Linked DNA regions of Homo sapiens: region 1 is linked to region 2. Evidence: chromatin loops called from intact Hi-C (ENCODE). Cell type or tissue: Calu3. All regions are shown on one strand. Links, peaks and the distances in the headings refer to the core of each region. The heading gives the core; the rest is flanking DNA. Region 1 has its middle 76 kb from the start of LINC02397. Region 2 has its middle 9.9 kb from the start of CLLU1-AS1.

Region 1 (5,385 bases), core at 205-5,204, 100 kb after region 2:
CTCCTGCTATTCTCATCAGACCATCTGACAAACTACCCAAGGGAGTTTCCGAGGCCTCCCAAACAGTAACAGCAGAGCAGCCACTCAAGAGGATGCCCCGGGGAGCCGCCAAACTGCAATTGCCCTGGAAATCAGATTCGAACAGCTCAGACATGAGGGCAAAGGGCGGGATGCATGCATCCCTAAGCACCAGCCCTTCAGCCCAGCAGAGGGGCACAGACAAAGCTGCCCCGGAAGAATTGTTTGGGAGGTGCAGATACAAAGAATAAGATCCTGCTGGCAGCGCTGGGAAACACAGCAGCAGTCGGCACACGCTGGCCCTGGCAGTCAGCAACCGCCTGGCTCAGGCTGAGCAAAACCTTTCTGTGAATATGGCGTGAAAGCAGATCTCTCAGAGGCTCATGCTCCCTGAAGGTGAAAGATCAACAACAAAAAAGGCATTAACCCCTCTCCTAAATGATATTTCATGGCCATCAAAATCCCATCAAAGGAGCAGCTCATGTTCATAAGCCTGGGGGAGATGCTCCCAGCAATTTAGACACATTGGCAGCCCCAGGGAGGAGGACATAGCCTATGGGGACTCTCTATGTGTGAAGGGCAGCAGTTTGCATAACAAATGTTCCATGCACAATCTTGGAACATTGGCATAATTCTTTCTGGACCCAATAATGATAATTACTCTCTGTCCTAATTAAGGAGAAAATAAAGAAGCTAATACTTTTATAAATCAACAAGTAGGATTAGTATGATGTACAAAGCGCCCTTGAGTTTGCTTCAGGAGACTTCCTCCTCTGTGTGACCACAAGTATATCACATCGGCCACCTGGGCTTTTGTTTCCTTATCCATAAATCCTTTCTTTAAGGGGACATCTTATGGGTTCCTTTGAATGCTCCTATCCTAATTTATTCTTCTTTTCCTTTAAAAATGTTTGGTAAAGGCTTAGCATGCATGCAGTAAAATACACAGCATGATGTGTAGTATTCTTACTTAGAATTTTATGCCTTTCAAAGGGCGAAAGATGGTGATCAGGTGATATTGATTCTCTCCTTGTATAGCTTCAAAGATCGTGTTATAGATGAGAAACTAGATATTCAAAGGCACAGAGAACATGTCATCCGTATCACTCAGATTAGAACTTCCAAGTGCTCACTCATGATATGTAGTCTGGTGAGCCAGGCCTCAGAGTGTCCTACTGTGGGCTCATGGAGCAGTTCTTCAGGATGTGGACAACATTGCTTGGACCAGGGACAGGAGAGAAAAAAAAGTGATAGGCTGAGAAGAAATTTTTATGTGACATGCAAATACTTAGAAAAGATGAATGCTAGTACATCGGGAAATTTATAATTTCTTTTGACATTCAGGATTTGCCATAATTTAATAGTTCTTACCTGTTGGATGCTTACTATGTGCCAAGCATTGCACATTAACATGTATTATCCTGTTTAATCTTCAAAATAACCTATGAGGTGGACAATTTTATTACCCCATTTTACAGAAGAGGAACAAGAGTTTCAGGGAAATTAAGCTAATTTTCCCAAGTTACTGATAGAATGTGGCAGAGCTAGGTCTTGAACCCAAGCCCACAAAATTGACCGTGCCATTATTCAGTTTCTCACAAGCACTTCCACCTTACTCTGCAATGAAGGCACCACCACCCCCCAGGAAAAGGCACTACCCCAGCCAGATGGTACACTTCATCCCCACTTCTGCTGTTCAGGCTTGAACTTGGCATGGTCTTCACCTTTCATTCTGCCATCCAAATCCATCCCTCAAGACCTAAGTCGAATACTATCTTCTCCTCGCCATTGCCTTCTACCCTGAAAGTTCTGTACTCTGAATCAGTTTAAAAGGTGTTATCTGTTCCATCCATCTGGGGTCTTCATCATTTCCTTAAATATGTACATTATCCATTCCTTCAATAACATACATATTCAGTGTGCTTTCTCCTCAAATAATTGCCAGATACTAGAAGTCAGAAACCATGTTGTCTATTTCTTTTGTATCTCTGAAAGAATCATAGTACAAAATTTATAAATGAAATCATGTAGCTCTGTGCTATATGAAAATTATATCATATGACATTACAGCCACCCTGTATTTGTTGACTAAATTGTCCTTTCTGTTTAATTCCCAAGCATTTGAGCCACTCTGCCCCAGATTGAATTGCCTTGCCTTTTTTTTTTTTTTTTTTTAAGATGGAGTCTCACTCTGTCACCCAGGCTAGTGTGCTCACTGCAACCTCTGCCTCCGGGTTCAAGTGATTCTCCTGAGACTTAGTCTCCCAAGTAACTGGGACTACAGGCAACTGCCACCACACCCGGCTAATTTTTTGTATTTTTAGTAGAGATGGGGTTTCACCATGTTAGCCAGGATGGTCTTGATCTCCTGACCTTGTGATCTGCCCACCTCAGCCTCCCAAAGTGCTGGGATTACAGGCATGAGCCACCGCGCTCGGCCTGAATTGCTATTTATTCATTTATTTTGAGACGGAGTCTCGCTCTGTTTCCCAGGCTGGAGTGCAGTGGCGCAATCTCAGCTCACTGCAAGCTCCGCCTCCCAGGTTCACACCATTCTCCTGCCTCAGCCTCCCCGGTAGCTGGGACTACAGGCGCCCGCCACCATGCCCGGCTAATTCCGCCAACATGCCCGGCTAATTTTTGTATTTTTAGTAGAGACAGGGTTTCACGGTGTTAGCCAGGATGGTCTCCATCTCCTGACCTTGTGATCCTCCGGCCTCAGCCTCCCAAAGTGCTGGGATTACAGGCATTAGCCACTGCGCCCAGCCCTGAATTGCCCTTTAAAAGCTTTTTTTCCCTTGTAAGATCATAATATTCCACCTTCCACTATATCCAGACTGAGACAATAGCAACTGTGTGTGTTTATATGTGAATATGGAAGATATGTGTGTGTGTGTGTGTGTGTGTGTGTGTGTGTGTGAGAGAGAGAGAGACAGAGACACAGAGAGAAATGTGTGTTCTGATAAAGCAAGGTACATTAGATAATAGCCCATTGCACCTTGCATTAAGCAAGCCTGTCTGAGAAATGAGCAACTTTCTCAGGCCACTGCTCAACCTAGAGTGTTGACAACCTTGGGAGAGAAGACTTTAATTGCAGTCATTCCCTTATTCCCTCTGGATTACTTGTTTATAGTCTGAAATTGCTGAACGAGTTCTGCAGGTTTTTCTTGTCCATTTGCTGAGCTTGAAGCAAGAAGGGAGAGACCCAGGTTCACTGAATTGTAAACAGTACTTCTCAAGGTCAAACTGGAGAGACTGCACAGAAGAGGGGGTTGGGGGGCAGGTTTCTGAATGTGACAGACAAGAGTAACATATTGCATATATACTTTACTGCAAGCCTGCACAGAAGAAAATCGAAAAGAAAATAATATTGCAAAGAATCCTGTTCAAACTCGATTTCTTACAGTGTTTTTTTTTTTTTTTGGCCAAACTTGAAAGTCAACTTTTTAAAAGTAATTAGACATCTAATCTGTGCTTTATCCCACTGCCACAATCTCCAAACTTTTTCTGTCATTATATAAACATTATTTGAAGTTATAAAGAACACAAGCAAGTGGGCTAGATATTATCAAAAGATACTTCCAGAAATCACCGGAAATGACCGGAAGCCCAGTCAGCCCTGTTGTCTTGAAATAAACACATGAAACTGAGCTCCACATGCTCAGGCTGCAGTATATTCAGCACGCTAACAGGTACAGGCACTGCTTTGCCCCAGACTGGTGGGAATGTGGCACTGAAGAAAGCCCAGGCTCTACTATGGAAGAGCTTACAATCTGGAGAGAGTGGAAACGTACACAGCATATCATAGCACCATAAAGCCAGGGAAACACAAAAGGTAGAGATGAGAAGACCCTCCTTTTAATGGTTTAATTTTTAAGAACACTATTCACCAATTGTAGATTTAGGAGAGGTTTTTTTTTTATGTGTTTTAAGTCGAAATACCTGAACTTCAAGCCCAGTTTGCCCTTTCCTACCCTTGAGATCTGAGTCAAATCACATCGCCCAGTGGACGGCAGTTTCCTCATGGATGAGATCAGAGTGTTGGTGTAGACCATGGGTTAGCAAGTAACAACAGCTAGGGGTAAAAATCCAGCTCACAACCGGTTTTGTAAATAAGATTGCTGGAACACACCACGCCCATTCATTTACATATTGTCTATGGCTGCTCTTACTCTACAGCCGCTGAGTAGTTATGACATATGGTCCACAAAGCCTAAAATATTTACTATCTAGCCCTTTCCAGGGTTCCTGACTCCTGGTGTAGCCAGTCTCTAAGGTCTCTTCCAGGGGCTTGCAAGGTGTTATGTAGACACATAACAGCACTTCGAAAATTTGAAATAATCACACAAACGGAAGAAATGGTCAAAAAGCACATGCTGGGTCCCAGAAGACAGCAGCTCTCCTTGCTTTATGTCATCAACAGCAAACAGCTGCTCCAAGGGGTCGCAACTCGACTCATATTAGAATCACCTGGGGAGAATTTTATTTGTCGTAACAAGGTTTGAGGGAGGCACATTTCACACATTAGCATGAAAACCCAATCATCATGCTTTGGAGAATTTTTTTTTTTAATGTCAATGCCCAAGACCCAGTGTCTACAGTTTCTGATTTAATTGCTGTGGAGTGGAGACCTGGTATCAGCTGTTTTTAAATGCTGTCCAGAGGCTGGGCATGATGGCTCACACCTGTAATCCCAGCACTTTAGGAGGCCAAGGTGGGTGGATCACTTGAGGCCAGGAGTTCAAGACCAGCCTGGTCAACATGGTGAAACCCCATCTCTATCAAAAATACAAAAACAATTAGCCAGGCATGGTGGCAGATGCCTGTAGACCCAGCTACTCAGGAGGCTGAGGCAGGAGAATCACTTGAACCCGGGAGGCAGATGTTGCAATGAGCTGAGATCTGTACTCCAGCCTGGGCAACAGAGTGGGACTATGCCTCAAAAAAAAAAAAAAAAAAAAAAAATTAGCCAGCAGTGGTGGCACATGCCTGCAGTCCCAGCTACTCAGGAGACTGAGGCAGGAGAATTGCTTGAACCTGGGAGACAGAGGTTGCAGTGAGCCAAGATCACACCACTGCACTCCAGCCTAGGTGATAAAGTGAGACTCTGTCTCAGGAAAAAAAAAAACCATCCAAAGAATTCTACCTTGCATTCAGGGTTAATTTAACAAAAGCTTACACGTAATACCAAGATATGGAATCAACCTAAGTGTCCATCAGCAGATGAATGGATAAAGAAATGTGATCAAAATGCACAATGGAATACTATTCAGCCTTTAAAAATAAGAAAATCCTGTCACTTACAACAACATGGATGAGCCTGAAGGACATTACGTTAAGTGAAATAAGCTAGGCACAAAAAGACAA
Region 2 (5,385 bases), core at 187-5,186:
GAGTGATTATAGTTTCCACAGACAGAAATTGTGTACAGAGTTGGGTGAAAGAACAGTAGCTCCAACATGCTTGGCATCAAGGCTGTGACTGCACGAACTATTCCAGGAAAACTAGTCATCACAGGTGATTGAAAAGAGAAGATATCTTTTAGCAGACTAAAATCTGCAGGCATCTTCATCACTCCTTAATGCAGACAGACAAAACTGATTGGCTAGACTAATAAGATCAGACTTTGTTTTGGAAACTAAATGTCTATTAAGACACGCGAGAAGACAAGATTTCCTAAACATAGACTATGAATAGACTATGAATAGTCAAGAGGGAGGTCGAGGAAAAGGGAATTCCCCTTAACATGGCAGATCAAATATTTAAATTTTAATGACATATTAGATGGAATATAAGAAGTTTTTGTGTTATGAAATAAAAAGAACTCATTCTTTTAAAAAATGGCAATCCAATATTTATACACGTTCTTCTATCTTATAGCATGACTGAATTCGAAGTGTTCTTGTTCATGTCTCCTTCTCTGAGAAAGAGTAAGTGCCTCCACAAACACATTCACTGGGAGTCCAGAAGTGGAGAGTATCGTGTTTTCACTGTTCAAGGTCACGTAGTGGTTCCTGGCCCAAACAAGTAGGAGCTTTCTAAAATTAAAGGCAACTATCCATAAAGGTTCCTTCATCTGCTGTCTCCTAGTCCATTGGCAGGACTTGGCAGGGAAAGCCCTCTTCTTGATAGAGATATTGGACCTCCAACCTATCTCTTCATCTTCTCCCATACATCTCCTCCATACAGGGTTGTCAGGTCAGTAATCCCTACTGGCCATTTAGAAGGTGACATTTATCAATTATAATTAGGTGACTTAGGAGGCTTACTCAACTCCCCAGAATCTCAGTGTCCTCATCTGTGAAACTGGAAATAATAAAGCCTATTTCATAAACCTAATTCTTCATATTAAATGGGATAACATATATAAAGCACTTAGCACATGCTATGACCCCAGAAGATACAGATTCACAGAGCAGATGGAGCACTGCTGTGTCTCATGATACTCAAGCTTGAATATCAAGCTTGACTCCCATTCTGCTAATTCTCCCTCTGGCTACTAGGACATCTTGACTTTCAGGGTCTGGACTCTGGGCCTTAAGGGAAAGCTAAGACTCGTCCTTGTATTTCTACTTTATGTAGGTAGAAGCTGATCTGCATTAGGGCTGGTTGCTCCCTTCTCCCCATCTCAAGCCCCAGAATCTCTTCTTGTATTAATCTCTCTCCCAAAGTTCTTGCTGAGGTCAGATTTCATAGTCCTGCTTTTTCAGCACCTGTTCTTAATTAGTTCAAACTTTTGCAGGTTTTCTTTCAGGCCATATTTTATTTGTTTCCTCAGAAACTCCTCTTAGACTACATCCTTTATCTCCAGACACCTGGGATCCACATTGATTCTTTTATTTTCCACAATTTCTAACCCTGAACAGCTGCATGAATGTAAGCAAGCTTCTAAGCATAGATGGGTGGGTGGTTGGGATGTGTACACGTTATTCATTCATTCAGTCATACATTTATTATTTATAAACTACTTATTGAACACTTCCTAGTGCTTGGAATTTTTTTAAAAATCTCAAGCGATATGCATATCAATACAAAATAATTTCAGTTCTCAAGAAACTTAATCTTGGGAAGGATAAACAAAGACTTATAATACAATATGGTGCAAGATTTACAATAAAGCAGTGGTTCTCAGCATTGGCTGAATAATAGAACCACCTGGCTATATTATATAGTGATGCTTGACTCCAACTCAGACCAATGAAATCAAAATCCCTGTGAGTAAGACCTGGGCATTGCTATGTTTTGATAGCTTTCCAGGTGATTCCATTCTGCAGGGAGGTTTGAGAATCCCTTGGATAGAGGGAAGTATGGGCTGCCTTGGGACCACAATTAAGAGGTCCCTACTCTAATTGGTAAGGTGCTAAAGGCTGCAAAGGGAAGATGACATCTGAGCTAAGTCTTTTTTTTTTTTTTTTTTTTTTTTTTTTGAGACAGAGTCTCGCTCTGTCACCCAGGCTGAAGTGTAGTGGCATAATCTCGGCTCACTGCAACCTCCGCCTCCTGGGTTCAAGCAATTCTCCTGCCTCAGCTGCCCCAGTAGCTGGGATAACATGCACCCGCCACTATGCTTGGCTAATGTTTTGTATTTTTAGTAGAGATGGGGTTTCACCATGTTGACCAGGCTGGCTCAAACTCCTGACCTCAAGTAATCTACCCACCTTGGCCTCCCAAAGTGCTGGGATTACAGGCATGAGCCACCACACCCGGCCCTGAGCTAAGTCTTGACAAATGAGTTGCCCAAGTGAAGATGTGGGAAAGCCATTTCAAGGGCAGAGGAACAAGATGAGTTCATAGAACTGCCTGTAATTTTGGGTACAGTTTAGAGAGTGCTAAATGCTAAAGCATTTAGCCTGTCTCTGGCAGGCAAAAGGAGAGTCATTGAAGGATTGTTAAAAAGGAAATAATATGGTCAGTATTATATACATCTGAAGTACCAAGACATCAGTTGGGGAGCAAATTTTACTTTCATTGCATCTTGCCCCAGCAGAACTATCTCCCTTTAATAAGACCTTTAAAACTGTTGGCACCTCCCTGGCTTCAAACATTAGAAACAGGAAACTCTACCCATGAGCTAACCTTCACCCCATCCTTTCCTGAAACAAAGAACATCTGTTCTCCCACTTGGATGTGCCTGGAGTAAAGAGGGGCGCCTAAGTATTCTCAGTTGACTACAGAGAAATGATTGGCGTCACGTAGATTAGTCATACATACATGCAGATGATGACATAGTCAAATGTATTGAGACATTTTAGTTCCAAAAAGTAAGTGTTTTGTTTCTGATACAGTGCTGTCACCCTTGGCCAGGGAAACCCAGGGATCATAGCTGCTACAGATAAATTATGATTTATTCCTTGGAAGAGGGCCTGAACTCAAAAGAAATTAAGTAGTAATAACACTTGAAAATTCTCTTTCTCCAATTTCAGTATGCAAATCTATTTACATATCAACCAAGCCTTTGGGACAGGTTAGTTATTGTTTGTGGTGGTAGTGGTTGTGTTGTTTATGTTTGAGTTTTGTGTTTTTCTTTAATTCTGAGATACATTATCAATTTAATGACAACTTTGCAGGATAAAAAAGGAGGAGGAGAAAGAAGGGGAGGAAGAGAAAGGGGAAGAGGAGGAGAAGAAGGGAAAAAAGAGAAAAAATGATTAAATTTAATTTGTGTTCTAATTGTGAAACAATCTAATTTCAAAAATGTTAAAATCTGTGTGTTGGGTTAGAGATGGGAAAAGTATGCTGTATAATAAAAAAAAAATCCCCAGGAGGAAAATGAAATATTTTTAGAGGTACTAGGAATTTTATAGTCAATGGGATCCAAAGCTGTATTTTTAGACAGAGAAATCTGAGGCACAGGTAGACGAGAAATTTTCTTCAAATTCTCGAGGGAATTACTTAGTAGTGAAGCTGGAATCAGAAACCTCATTTCTCAGCCTCAAGTTTGGTTTGCTTTCCATGACACCCTAGAATATTCCAACTAATATCTGAGAAGCAAAAAAGCATCTCATCCTTTCTACTCATATTTCTGGCTGAGGGAACTATTCAAAGAGATAAAGTACATGAATAAATAAAAAATGTGTATCACAGCTAAGTACATCTTAGCAAAGAAATAAGCAAAAGACTATGGTGCCTCAGTTCTCAACACTCTCTTTTGTTCATTTATTTAGTGGCTGTTATCTTGAGTAGGTGATTCTTGCATATCAAATTGCATTTTGGTGTGTCAAAGTGACTGGTTTTACTTGTTTGTTGGTTCCTAAAGCTAATTATTATTTTTAACACCTTTTGATATGCTAAATCAGGCTAATGAGACTAAAATGGGATTTCTCATGGGTTTATTAGTCATCAACACCATCTTACATATGTGTATATATGTTTTAATGCTTTCAAAGTGTAAATAAATGATTATACTTGAGACTCATACAAATATCATAAAGCAGCTTTTTCCTTAGTATTCCTCCTAGAAAATAGATATTTCATTGGCAGAGTCGTGGTGAAAGATGTGGTGTCATACAATAAATTTACTTCAGCCAGCTGTGCGAGCTTAAGTTACCCAGTTCTTTTCTGCCTCAGTGGCCTCTTCTGTAATATGGACTGATAGGGGATCTCACATGCCTGTGTTTAGAATTAAGTCGGATAATTCATGTAAAGTGCTTAGCAAGTCACCTGGCCTATTATAACTAGCCATTATTGTTTGCTAGAACATTTATCTGTTCACAAATTATGCATTGATTGCCTATAATAACTAAACTTGAGGAATGCTTATTACGTACCACGTACTATTCGAAGCACATCACAAGTAGTAACTCATTTCATTTTTATAATGACTCTTTGAGGTAAGAACTATTATTACCATCTCTGCTTTACAAATGAGGAAATTGAGGCATAGAGACGTAAAGTCACTTGTTCAAAGCCTAGCATCTGGGAAACAGTAGAGGTGGGACTCAAACTCAGAAAGCCTGGCTATAGGCTCTGCTCTGCTGTCTCCCGGGATTGGCCACATGCTAAGCATTGGGGCAACAGCAATGAGGCCCATAGGGTTTCTGCTCTCAAGGAGATCACTATAAATCAGCCCCGGGAGATGATCCCTAAAAGAGAAGTACGTCGTTTGCAAAATGACAGCACAGACGCACGAGTTCTGAACTCTTCCTCAGAGTTTGGGGAAGTTGTTTAGCCCTGCTTTCTGCCCTCTCTATGGGTCACACACATACTCCGAGTGAAGAATGACGGAGTTACCCATCTTCTGGCTCCTTCCCGTGACACTGGCTACCCTATGCTAAAAACCAGCCCCCAGATTCCACATCCCTGAATGTCTTATTTACAGGTTCTGTCATTTTCATGATAACCTTTCTAATGTTCTAAATTTCCTTTCTGTGGGTTGTCAAGCAAATTCATTCTCGGCAGTCAGTAAGAACTCCTTGTTCAAAATGCCACACATTACAGAGTCAATGATTCTAAACACATTTTTTTTTAGTGCATCCAACTTATAAGCTGCAGTGCTAGAAACAAATTCACACTCCCTTTACACTACAGTGCCATCTTTTCCGAGGGTGGGGCTCGCGTTTCTTCACCATCCAGTTTCTCATACGTAGATTATGATTTCTGCTTTTGCCAAACAGGACATTGTTTGACCAAGTCCTTATGGGAGGAAGCACAGCCCAGTGAGCAGAACAATGATTTGAAAGTCCTGGGTTCTATTTTCAGCTCCTCTGTTGACTAGCTGCGCATTCAGCCCTAGGAAGGTCAAAAGCAGAATGGCCTTGCTTTGACGACTTTCTCTGCAT

Evidence for each region. A loop is a pair of places that touch in the nucleus more often than their neighbours do. Peaks named below come from ENCODE experiments on the same cell type or tissue, not always from the same donor. Only the 100,000 strongest peaks of a DNase experiment are listed, where the experiment ranks them.
Region 1: a loop joins it to region 2, with 1.9 times the contacts of the local background. A loop is called at or near these places in 4 of 110 quality-filtered maps.

The regions. Positions count from the first base shown.
Region 1 is chr12:92,540,410-92,545,794 of GRCh38, forward strand. It overlaps the pseudogene LOC124903118. Among named protein-coding and RNA genes, the nearest start is that of LINC02397, 76 kb to the left of the region's middle. RefSeq lists a silencer at 4,025-4,164. In Calu3, for the core only: no CTCF peak of the experiment used is centred there; a DNase peak (open chromatin) is centred at 3,182.
Region 2 is chr12:92,440,190-92,445,574 of GRCh38, forward strand. No RefSeq gene overlaps it. Among named protein-coding and RNA genes, the nearest start is that of CLLU1-AS1, 9.9 kb to the left of the region's middle. In Calu3, for the core only: no CTCF peak of the experiment used is centred there; a DNase peak (open chromatin) is centred at 2,712.